Linked DNA regions of Mus musculus: region 2 is linked to region 1. Evidence: chromatin loops called from intact Hi-C (ENCODE). Cell type or tissue: left cerebral cortex. All regions are shown on one strand. Links, peaks and the distances in the headings refer to the core of each region. The heading gives the core; the rest is flanking DNA.

Region 1 (5,471 bases), core at 245-5,244:
CAGTCTTGTTGCAGAAGGAAAGCATTACTAATAAGCGGGCCCAGTGGCCAGCCACCTAGCTGCAGAGGATGGCTTTCAAGATGGCTTCTGTTCCACGGAGCCTCAGGATATGGCTAGGAGGCTGCCTTGCAAGTCAGAGCAAAGGAATCTTCAGTTTCCCCTCTGGGTGTCAGCTGGATTCACCTTGTGACAAACTGGGAGATAACAACTGAATTTTTTTTTCTTTTTTGTCTCCCCAATTCCAGTTTGAAATTGTAAACTATGAGTTGGTGCTGGTGGAATACCTTCCCCATCTGGCTGCTTCTCTTTCTTCCATTTCAGAGGTGGGTTGTGTGGGGAAAGGAGACCCCGTCTTTGAAGCTTTACTGTATGTCTGATGTTGTTTCAATACTGGGTAAGGGAGACCTCATTACATACATCGCAGATGAGGAAACACAGACTACATTTGTTTGCATGCTTGCTTGCTGAGAAGAAGGTAAATGTATGACTCAAAGCAGACTCTTTTGACTCCAAGGTTCATCTCTGATACCAGTATTTGTCAAAGTATTACCTCTGATATAACCATGTCACCTTGAACTTGGAAATGCCAAATCATAGATCTTATCCAAGAAAAACTGCTTACTTTGAGGTTGAAACCAGCCACGTGCACGTCCATAATACAGATGACCAGATGCCTTACGATTTTACTGCTGTGAACCGATACCATAACCAAGGCAATTCATATAAAGGCAACATTTAATTGGGGCTGGCTTACACATTCAGAAGTTCAGTCCATTATCATCAAGGCAGGAAGCATCCAGGCAGATACGGTGCTGGAGAAGCTGAGTGTTCTACATCTTCATCTGAAGGTTGCTAGGAGAGGATTAGCTTCTAGGCATCTTGAACAAGGAACTAACCAGTAACCCCAGAGCCCCAGGGACTAAACCACCAACCAAAGAAAACACATGGTTTCTTGACTCATGACTCAAGCTGCATATGTAGCAGAGGATGGCCTAGTCCATCATCAATGGGAGGAGAGACCCTTGGTCCTGTGAAGGCTCTATGCCCCAGTGTAGGGTAATGCCAAAGTCAGGAAGTGGGAATGGGTGGGTTGATGAGCAGGGAGAAGGATGAGGGGATAGGGCGTTTTCGAAGGGGAAACCAGGAAAGGGGATAATATTTGAAATGTAAATAAAGAAAATATCTAATAAAAAAAAAGCTTACACTGATAGTGACACACCTACTCCAACAAGTCTACAGCATCTAATAGTGCCACTCCCTGGGCCAAGTATATACAAAACATCACACTGATTTAAGTTATTGTTATGCACAGAGATGCCCATGGTTCCTAGAGTGCCCTTTCAGGCAAGCTACATAATGATGAAAGAGGATTCACAAGTCTCTTAATCTATGCAATGAACCATTTATCGTGAGTATCCACCACCCTAAAGGCATGCACACATAGAATGCACACACTGCTTTATCAGAAAGGCATAGCAAAGGCTTGGCAGGCAAGTATGGATGAGCCACTCAAGAGAGTCATGCACAGCAGCGTGTGTCATCACACTTGCTTATGTGCCTCTACCTCCTTTCAATGGTGGCCTGGGGATTGCTGTATTCTAAGGTCACTTACAAAGAATAGTGATATGATATTACTGTCAGAACATTCTATACCCCTGTCACATTATGCTCTCCCCTTAGGGAGGTGGCAGGGCAGAGAAGAATCTTGCCATCAACTGTATATGTCCTAAGGTCTTTTGTGGGGGAGAGGGATTTATATGGGTACAAACATCCAAGTAGAGTTCACCTTCTGGCTTTTGAAGGAGGTGCCTTCCTATAGGTAGCCAGATTTCTTAAAGAAAGAAGTCCCCTCCAACTCTTTCATGATCGTCCATCTATTTCAAATACAGGATTAAGGAAGCCAAACAAAGTCATATTTAGCCATCCTAGCAACAAGCTGTATTCTCTAAGATTTTCATACCCGTACAGCTCTTCAGCTAATTAGTATTCTCATTTGTACATTGTGAAAAGCAATCTATATTTATCTCAAGCATCATGTTTCTGTCCTCTCCTTAGGTGATTCCATCTCACAGGGGCTTTTCATCTCTTGAACGTTTAGGTTGTCATCCTTCATGTGGATGATGCTGGGCCCTCAGGGACATCGCCATCTTTTCAGCACAGCAGGGGCCTCTCTGCTCTTTCTCTTTGAACTCCTCCGGGCCAGTCTGGATACCAACCATGTTTCTAGAGTAGCTTATCCAGGTTGTGGAGGCCGAAGAGTGCTCTGCAGAGACTGAGAAAGATGTCCACACCCATGCAGTGGCACAAACCTTCCAGTCACTGCAAAGAGGCCCCGCAGCATTTCTAGGGGTGAAATCTCACTGTCCCTCACTGAGATTACCTTGTAACAATTCTAAATTAGGGCCTTCTCAGATCTGAGGGAAATTACGCCCTCATATCAAATCAGAGACCCAAAGAGGGGAGACCCTCTAGGATGCTATCAATGTTCTTTGTCTATGGCATAGGGATATGAAGGTATACTCGGCAAAATCTTCCAAGAAGGTAGGTGACCGGAGTGGAAGATGAAAAAGAGATGGGATTATGGCTTTCCTAAAAGAAAAGCAGAGCACTAGATGGCAGCAGAGCCCCATGGTTTCCTTCTGGGCTGTGAAGTGCCTGAGATCCTAGGTGGGGGAGATTCCCAATATTATCACATTCCTCCAAAATGAGCTATTCTTCCTGGACAGTCTTATGCCTTGGGCTCACAATCAAGTTGCAATCTGACAAGGTCGTTCTAACTTCCAGACTCAGGATCTTTCTTCCTTTCTAATCTGAAACAAAGTGATTGTCATTTTTTTGACTGTTGTTGCTCTACAATTTTACTCAAATAGATAATTTGCAACAAAAGCATCCCCCCAAAAAGTGTTTTAATTATTGTTGTTTTGAGACAAGGCCTCCCTGTGTAGCTCTGGCTAGCCTGAAACTCTCTTCCTAGACCAGGCTGGGCTTGAACTTGAGGTGATGGCCCCGTCTGTCTCCTGAGTGCTGTCTCTACCGGTCTGTATCACCCTGGATCTGAAAGAAAAAGGGTCTTTAAGCCTGTGGCCATGAAGGAGCCACTCAATCTTGAGTTGTCAAAGTGCCACCATTCTGTGCAAAGCAAAGGTGTTTGACATCTCAGGTGACACTGAACATTCTTGATTCGGACCCTAATAACATGGCTCCATCTGGGAGCCCCCCCCCACACCCCCCCTCCCCCCGACAAAGAAGTGAGATTTGGAAATGGTTTTTAATGGCAGAAATCCTTCTTGGTGACATGAGTCATTAGGAGTGGCATTCAGAAGACAGGACACCGTTTCTCATGGAGGTCTTCAGCTATGCTGCTTCTGTAGATCAATGGGTCCTAAGGAGGAGCAGCGGATGAGCTATCGGATCTCCTAATAGGTCTTGTTGTTGTTGTTCACTTGCTGGAGTGTAAATAACACCTGGGGGAATGACTTAAAATCACACTGTAGGTGACCCCTTCCACTCCCTGTCACACTGAAGCACACAGGGCATCATTCTCAATCCATTGCTTTAGAGAGATAGCCTGGAATTTTCTCCCCTAGGGATAAGGGAAGAGCAATGGGAGGATACTTTCAAACAAACAAAACAAAAAAACTTCAGATCAGTTCCAAGAGAGCCTGGGGGAAACCTGCAGGAGAACAGAGCCCAGGGTTTTTTTTTTTTTTTTTTTTTTCTGGGGAGCTCCAATCTCCAGGAGAAGGATTCTAGGCTGGATAAAGTCTCTGGTTACTCTTGGAAGGTAAGGTACAGCCGGTGACTCTACATTTTTGGAGTCACTCTCATGCCCTCACGTCATCCGTGGGCTTCAGGGAGCAAGAAAGCTCTAGAACACTAAACTTGAGTGGCACACCGTGACTCTGCCCCTAACAGTGGGCACAATGCTGGTGCGATGATGTGGCCATCAGCCTGCCTCCACACACCATCCTCATTCCTTGGTGTGAACAACTCACAGTCAGCATGGGATGAATGTTCCCATGCTGGGGGCCTGAGATGTCCATCCCTGGCCCCTTCCATCCTATCCTCTAGAACTCCCGAATCCTTTCTAAGAATGGAGCATCTGTGAACTCTAGCCTTCACCTGGTTTGGATTTTTTCAATTAACCTACAGCCTTTTTCTAGTAGTTTACTCTGTGTGCACTCACTGGCTGCAGTAGACCTGCTTTTAGGAACTTCCTTCTGATCCCTCTTGCAGGAATGCTGGATGTGATGCTGGGGTTCACTACACTTTTGTCAATTCTCCTGCTCTCACAACCAGAACAGGGTGGCAGCCCAGTTGGGTTGTTTAGATTCATTTTGTTTCCCACATAGAGCTGGGCTTGCAATGAGGGTAACACTAACAGGACTAAACAGGAGCAGAACAGGAACCTGTCAGAGGCTCATCATAGTTGCAGACAGTCACCTTTTCAAAGGTAATTTATAATTTCTTTTAAAAGCACCATTTTGCTCCCAGTTTCAGTCACAGCTGGGCCCATTCTCTTCCCCCACCTGCATTTCTTTCCTAACTTAGGCAGAGGTCTTCTTCTGGTCAGTAGAGAAAGAGAAGGATGGAGGCTGGCCTCTGCCTGCCCCCACAGAGCCCTCGGGCTCGCTCGCGTGGCCAATTGTATGGTTTTTCCCCGGTGCGCAGCGTGGGCTTCTCCCACTTGAGCGCCCAACAAGTCTCCGTGCTCCAGCCTGCGCGCAGCCGCGCCAGAGACTGAACGCTGCGCTGCCTGCGGGAGCACTAGCAGGGGCCTGAAAGCCCGAGGCCAGGCTGAGTCCCGGACTGCGCGGTGCCAGCCTCCTTCCCCTCTCGGTGGGTAGGATGGTTGAGTCCAGCCACCACGGCAGCGGCTCCTTGCGCCTCTAGCAGCCTGTCTTCGGCGCTCGCTCCCCGCCTTCCTCCCGCTCCAGCCCTGCTCCCCCCTCCCCCCGCGCCCCTCCCGCACCTCCCACTCGCTGGCTCTCTCTCCAGCTGCCTCCGCTCCAGGTTGCTCCCGGTTGCGCGCGCTCCTCTCCCGCCTCGCCCCCTCCCGCAGCCTCGCCGCCTTGGTGCCTTCCTGCCCGGCTCGGCCGGCGCTCGTCCCCGGCCCCGGCAGCCCCGGGGCTGCGCTCGCTCAGAGCATCTTCAGCCCCGCAGTGGCTCGGACCCGATGCTACGGGAGCGGAGCGAGCCGGGCGCGCAGAGCTGCGGGAGGCGTCAGATGCGCGGCCGGGCTGGGGACCCGGAGCTCTTGCCAGCTCGCCTTGCCCTTTGGTGATTACCGGACTCTGTTTAGAGCCCGGTTGTTCCTCGGAGGAGACCGGCGCATCCGAGAGGAGCCATCCGTGTCGTGTGCGTGTGGAATATCTGCAGACATGACTGCGTGGAGGAAATTCAAGTCGCTGCTCCTGCCTCTGGTGCTGGCGGTTCTGTGCGCGGGGCTCCTCACTGCAGCTAAGGGTAAG
Region 2 (5,471 bases), core at 374-5,373, 640 kb after region 1:
CAGTACGCTGACTTTCGCCAGCCGCTTTTGGCTTTTTTCTTGACCAATTAGCTGGCTGGTAATGGGCTGCTTCTTCCTCCCAGTCTGTTTCCTCAGAGGAGGATTCTTCACTTGCTTCAGAGCTACTAAGAGCTGGCTTCCTGAGCTCATCTAGTGACGAGTATCTCCTAGAGACCTCCGCTAATCGATCTTTTTTCTTCTCCCTTTTTCCTCTTTTTCTTCTAATCTCTCTCCAGGTATTCCTACCTAACCTTAACTTTTCCTCGGGTTCAAGACCCTTGGAAAGGCCTGTATACTTATTTTGTGTACCATACTTCCTCTTTGTTCCTACTCTCTCTCCCCGCTTTACTTCTGATAGATTGTCCTGAATTTCCTCTAGAATTTTCAGCCCTATCTTAATCACTTGATAGCATGTGAAAAAGAACAAAAGGGCTCCTAACACCAGAAAAAATTCAAGGCCAAACATACTCACTGGTACTCTCGTTCCCCAGCTGAAAAGTTCTGAATTCATACAGTTGAATCCTTCTTAACAGTCTGCTTTACGGGAACCTTTATCACCGTCGTTCCCCAGCTGATGAGTTCTGAATTCGGCAGTTGAATCCTTCTCAACAGTCTGTGTTACGGGAACCTTTATAAACGTGATCCGCAGTTCTGGTTCTGAAATGAAGTATCCCTCCTGCGCCAGTCCGGAGTTTTTTCTCGTCCCGGAATTCGGCACCAATTGTTATTCGTCGCGTTCTCACGACCGGCCAGGAAGAACACAACAACCAGAATCTTCTACGGCAAAGCTTTATTGCTTACATCTTTTTGGGGCCAGAGTGTAAGAAGCAAGAGAGAGAGAAAAACGAAACCCCTTCTATTTAAAAGAGAACAACAATTGCCTAGGACGCATCACTCCCTGATTGGCTGCAGCCCATGGCCGAGCTGACGTTCACGGGAAAAACAGAGTACAAGTAGTCGTAAATACCCTTGGCTCATGCGCAAATTATTTGTTTACCAACTTAGAACACAGGATGTCAGCGCCATCTTGTGACGGCGAATGTGGGGGCGGCTTCCCACATTAAACTTTAATGAATTTCTTAGAAATTATTCTAAAGTCACTTTCTGCAAACAAATGAGAAGTGTACAGATATGGTGCTAAGTCTGTTCATTTGACATTAGCCAGCTGCGTGTCATATGGAAGCTGGGAGCCAACTTGGTGACTCAGTTTCCTTGTCTGTGTATTGCAGCTTTTGAGCTCTGTTAAATGTTAGTTCTGCAATATGTTCTCCTTTCATGAAAAATGCTGGGCAGAAAATCAGAAATATATGTGCACCAATTGGGAGGGGCTAAAGTGCAAAAAGTAATTTACATGAGGGAAGCATTTGTACCCAGACGGAAGGCTCTGCCCACTAATGAATTCAGTTCATGATCCACCTGTACCCGCTCCTTGGTGAGGACATTTGTGTTCTGCATGAGGAGAATAAGGATGGCTCGAACTGCAAGAAATTAACACAATCAGATGCCTTGCAGTGTGGATCATTTGCATAAGAAATCTCTCCCATGTACAATGTTTGTAGAAGCTTTGTGGGTATCTACAATGTAGGTGTAGAAAAAAATCATTTTTATAAATAATTGAAAAATAAATTTGAAAGACTTTCAAGCCTAAACTCGTTTTTCTATAAAGCATTTCATCCATAATTACTAATAGGAACTTTTAAAACCTGCTATACAACATAAGAGTTCCATTAAGAAAGGACTGAATCTCACTGTCGGGCATTTTAAAAAATGGAGAAAAAGGCTGGATCTAGGGAGATAGTTCAATGGATGGGCCACACTGTGCATGCCTGCCCATATTCATTGTGCACACACACACACACACACACACACAGAGAGAGAGAGAGAGAGAGAGAGAGAGAGAGAGAGAGAGAGAAACAAGAAATTGATTGTTTTAAATAGGAAAAATAATATATTATCTAAGGATAGATGAGTATTTTACTTAATGAGGAGCTATCTCAAAGTAGAAAAGAGGGGATATAATTCAATCTGAATCACTTTCCTAGCATGCTCAAGGCCCTAGGTCAACCCCCAGCAGGGAGAAGAAAGGGGAGGAAGGAAGGGAGGCAGGGAAGAAAGATTGAAAATGTGAAAAGGAAACGGGAAGAAAATGATGAAAATAAGTGTCTTTGAAAACCATGAAGCCTTTATTTGCAATTCAAATATTTATGTAGGAAACAAGAAACTGTAGAGCGCTAGCGCGCGCGCGCACACACACACACACACACACACACACACACACACACCATTGATTAAAATGCATTCTAAACCTTGGAAAGTGAAAGTGCTTGTCAGATCTTAGATGATTCTTCATTGAATCTGATACATATCTGACTCCAATATGAAGTTTAATTACTACAGAAATCTCTGGGAATATTACCATTTAAACAAGCTATCTCCACAGTAATTAAAAGTGTGAGGTTATAAATGAGTTGTTACCATGCTGTCACAAGCCAGCTCCCTTCCTGCCAGCTACACAAACAAACACCACTAAGAGCGCACAATATCCTTACTCATCTCCCTCTGATTACCATCGTCTGGGTCATTCCCATTTGCATTCTAAGGGCATCTCCTTACTGACCACTTCAGGCAAACTAAGTGTGAATCTGAGACCTGGTGACGGGATATGCTATTCTCAAATTCACACGTTTTAATTTCACAGCGTTGAATACATGAATTTAAAGCATTTATTACTGAAGACCACCTGGCTGATTGAAGTTCTCTGGAGCAGTTCAATTCTACCGCCTCATGGTCTTTTTAAGTTGTCATCGTTTGTCTGTCTCTTCTTTCTGCTGTTCCAGTGCTTGCTTAGGCTTCTTGTAGTTCAGATATCATACTAGAGGTAGCTAAATTATGTCCACATTGATTATATAAGATCCTATCCAGATTTAATCTGAAACTCAGAGAATGAGCTGGTGCTTTCTGGGGGCCTAGCGCCACCTATGGGTCACTAAAGGACTCACATATATCTGCACCTCCCAGCAGATCCACCCTCACTCACCTCTTGCTTAGAGCAACCTGGGGCAGTAAAAGGATCAAACATTTCTGACTAACTTTAATCAGTTGAGAGATGAAAGTCAACACTAGATTTTGTTATCAATTTTCACGATCGTTTAGGAAATTTACATACCTCTCCTTTTAGATACTAAATTACATGAAAAGCAGCAAGAAGACCTTTCCAGAGAGAGAAACATTCACCGAGGACAGAAAACTGGTGTAAAATGAGGTTGTCAGTAATATTCTTATGTGAGCAATATATTCAATTTCATCTGAAAACAATGAAATTTGTGCTTTAACATTGCTTTCAGCAATTTCTTTTGTTCATACGCAGTCAGTATGGAGTGTGATGAAGTCAGTGGACACTCATGGCAGTCTGGCCCAGGCAGGTTTATGGGTGCCTTTCAAGGAGTACTGACTACGTTCAAGGAGTATGACATCTTAGCCATATTTATTATCAACGCATGTTACCTTGACCTTTTTAAAAAAAAATACCTGTAGACTGTGGAATTAACTACATTTATATGCAAATGTAGCAAGTGTAAAAAGTGTTTGAGTATATTCATTTTCTCTCCACAGATATGTAGGGTGTAACAAAGAATAGACAAAGAGGAATACACCTGGTCAGTTTTCTTTCTGTTCTTATTTCTATATCTATGTCAAAGTTTGACTTCATTGTCAAATTCTTGGAAGGCATGGAAAATTATATGTATACTTTCCGTTCATATTTTGTTATTGGAAATTACTATTTTTAATTTGCTACAATGTAATCAAGTCTCCACTGCCCCCCAAAGAAATTTTATATGTTAAACTATGGTGAAAAGTGTGATCAAATGTTATGAATTCAAATTTAATTAACCATTAGCCAAAAGAGGGGAAGGGAACCTTGAATGGGGATACTCTTGATCAAAAATGTATTATTATTTCTTAATGCAAGTCCACACTCCCAGCTATATGTCTATACTACTGAGAACAGAAAGGAGGTTTGAGCTGTATAAGAAGGGTCATGGGAGCTGTACCATCTTTTTCCTGACTCAGCTGATGCCTGTCATTCCAGCTGCAGCCAATGTTCTAGACAGTGCAAGCTACAGACAGACCTATATAAGGATGAGCTATCTTTGACATGTCTGTGTTTCAATGTGCCTGTCTGGTGATTTGTGTCTGGGTCTACTGAAGGATGTCCAGGACTCATGCTGCTGGCGCTGGCGCCATCTGTTTCTGATACGTTTGTCACTGAAAGATGCTGGCAAACACTAGGTCTTTCTTATCACCAGAGATGAGTGGTTAGGCATGCTGCCTCATTATCTACCTCACGCTAGTGTGTCATTCGGTTTTCCCCCTAAGAACCTACACTGAAATTAGCTGTGAATACCAGAATCAACCATTCACTCTGAGTTGCCTAGCAGTGATCCACTCACAGTGTGAACTTTTCTTGAGCAGGTTACCATTATGCAAAGTTCAGATTCAACCCCTTGTGTTTAGTACATTTGGTGAAAATGGAAAGAGCTGTCTCTAGAATAAGTGTGAGTAAAAATGCTTGCCTGAGATGATACTTATTGCATATATCCATATATTCACACACACACACACACACACACACACACACACACACACACACACACACATATATATATACATGGATTTAAGCCAGAAAAATCCCCCTCTCTGCTCATAATGAAATGCTGAGGAATGGCCCTGAGAACTGCCAGGGCATTCAAGGACAATATGAACATGGAGCTGGTGACACATTCCACACCCTTGGGTGTCTATTACTGGATCTTATCCAGCACTGGGCACAGGCCATGTGTTCACAACCGTTTAGAAGATGTCATCTAAGTACAAGAACCACAACTGTGCCTGTGGATCTGCTGTTCCCTTCTAATATCAGGGATTTCATTAGGGCAGACAAGGGCCAGTGGTGGGTGCTGTCATGTTTCAGAGCAGCTGCCTAGAAGTGCAACATAGTTTTATTGCAATTAAAATATGATGTCAATTCTTTTATCCCATAAACAACCTGTAGAGCAATCTGTGAACATAGAGACAGGCATTCTGCTTGCCTGTCACACGTACTCCTCTGTCCTGTCTTAAAGCAACTCAACCCAAGATAATAGTGACTAGTTGCTGAAATTGGAGTCCTGTGCTTTAGTTTACATATGATAAAAGCTCCCATGTTCACTACAGTCCTAACTGAGCTACAGATTGATTCATGGACTTCCCGAATCTCGTTCTAGAACCAACTCAGTAATCTGACATAACCTTATCTTAGATACTTTCTAACATAAGGTTGCTTCAACTTTCTCAGTGATTGAAATATTTTAGGGTTCTATGTTTGGTACTGAGATATTTCCCACATGGATGTACCTAATCATATTCCCACCAGACGTGAATAACACTGTTGGGGGAACATCCTTATTAGAAAGAGTTTGCAAAAATAGTTA

What was found. Hi-C counts contacts between places; a loop is a spot of excess contacts. Peaks named below come from ENCODE experiments on the same cell type or tissue, not always from the same donor. Only the 100,000 strongest peaks of a DNase experiment are listed, where the experiment ranks them.
Region 2: it touches region 1 in a loop (5-fold over the local background); 6 of 42 quality-filtered maps call a loop at or near these places.

The regions. Positions count from the first base shown.
Region 1 is chr8:17,534,885-17,540,355 of GRCm38, reverse strand. It overlaps Csmd1 (CUB and Sushi multiple domains 1), which reads left to right and starts at 4,971. Exons shown (of 70, transcript NM_053171.2): 1 at 4,971-5,466. The coding sequence starts at 5,382. In left cerebral cortex, for the core only: a CTCF peak has its summit at 2,605 (motif pointing right); DNase peaks (open chromatin) are centred at 2,618, 3,945, 4,322, 4,879 and 1 more place; H3K4me3 peaks cover 961 bases; H3K27ac peaks cover 1,151 bases.
Region 2 is chr8:16,891,950-16,897,420 of GRCm38, reverse strand. The region is part of intron 3 of Csmd1 (CUB and Sushi multiple domains 1); the gene reads left to right. Among named protein-coding and RNA genes, the nearest start is that of Gm39136, 390 kb to the left of the region's middle. In left cerebral cortex, for the core only: a CTCF peak has its summit at 2,968; DNase peaks (open chromatin) are centred at 1,351, 2,274, 2,955 and 4,269; H3K27ac peaks cover 842 bases.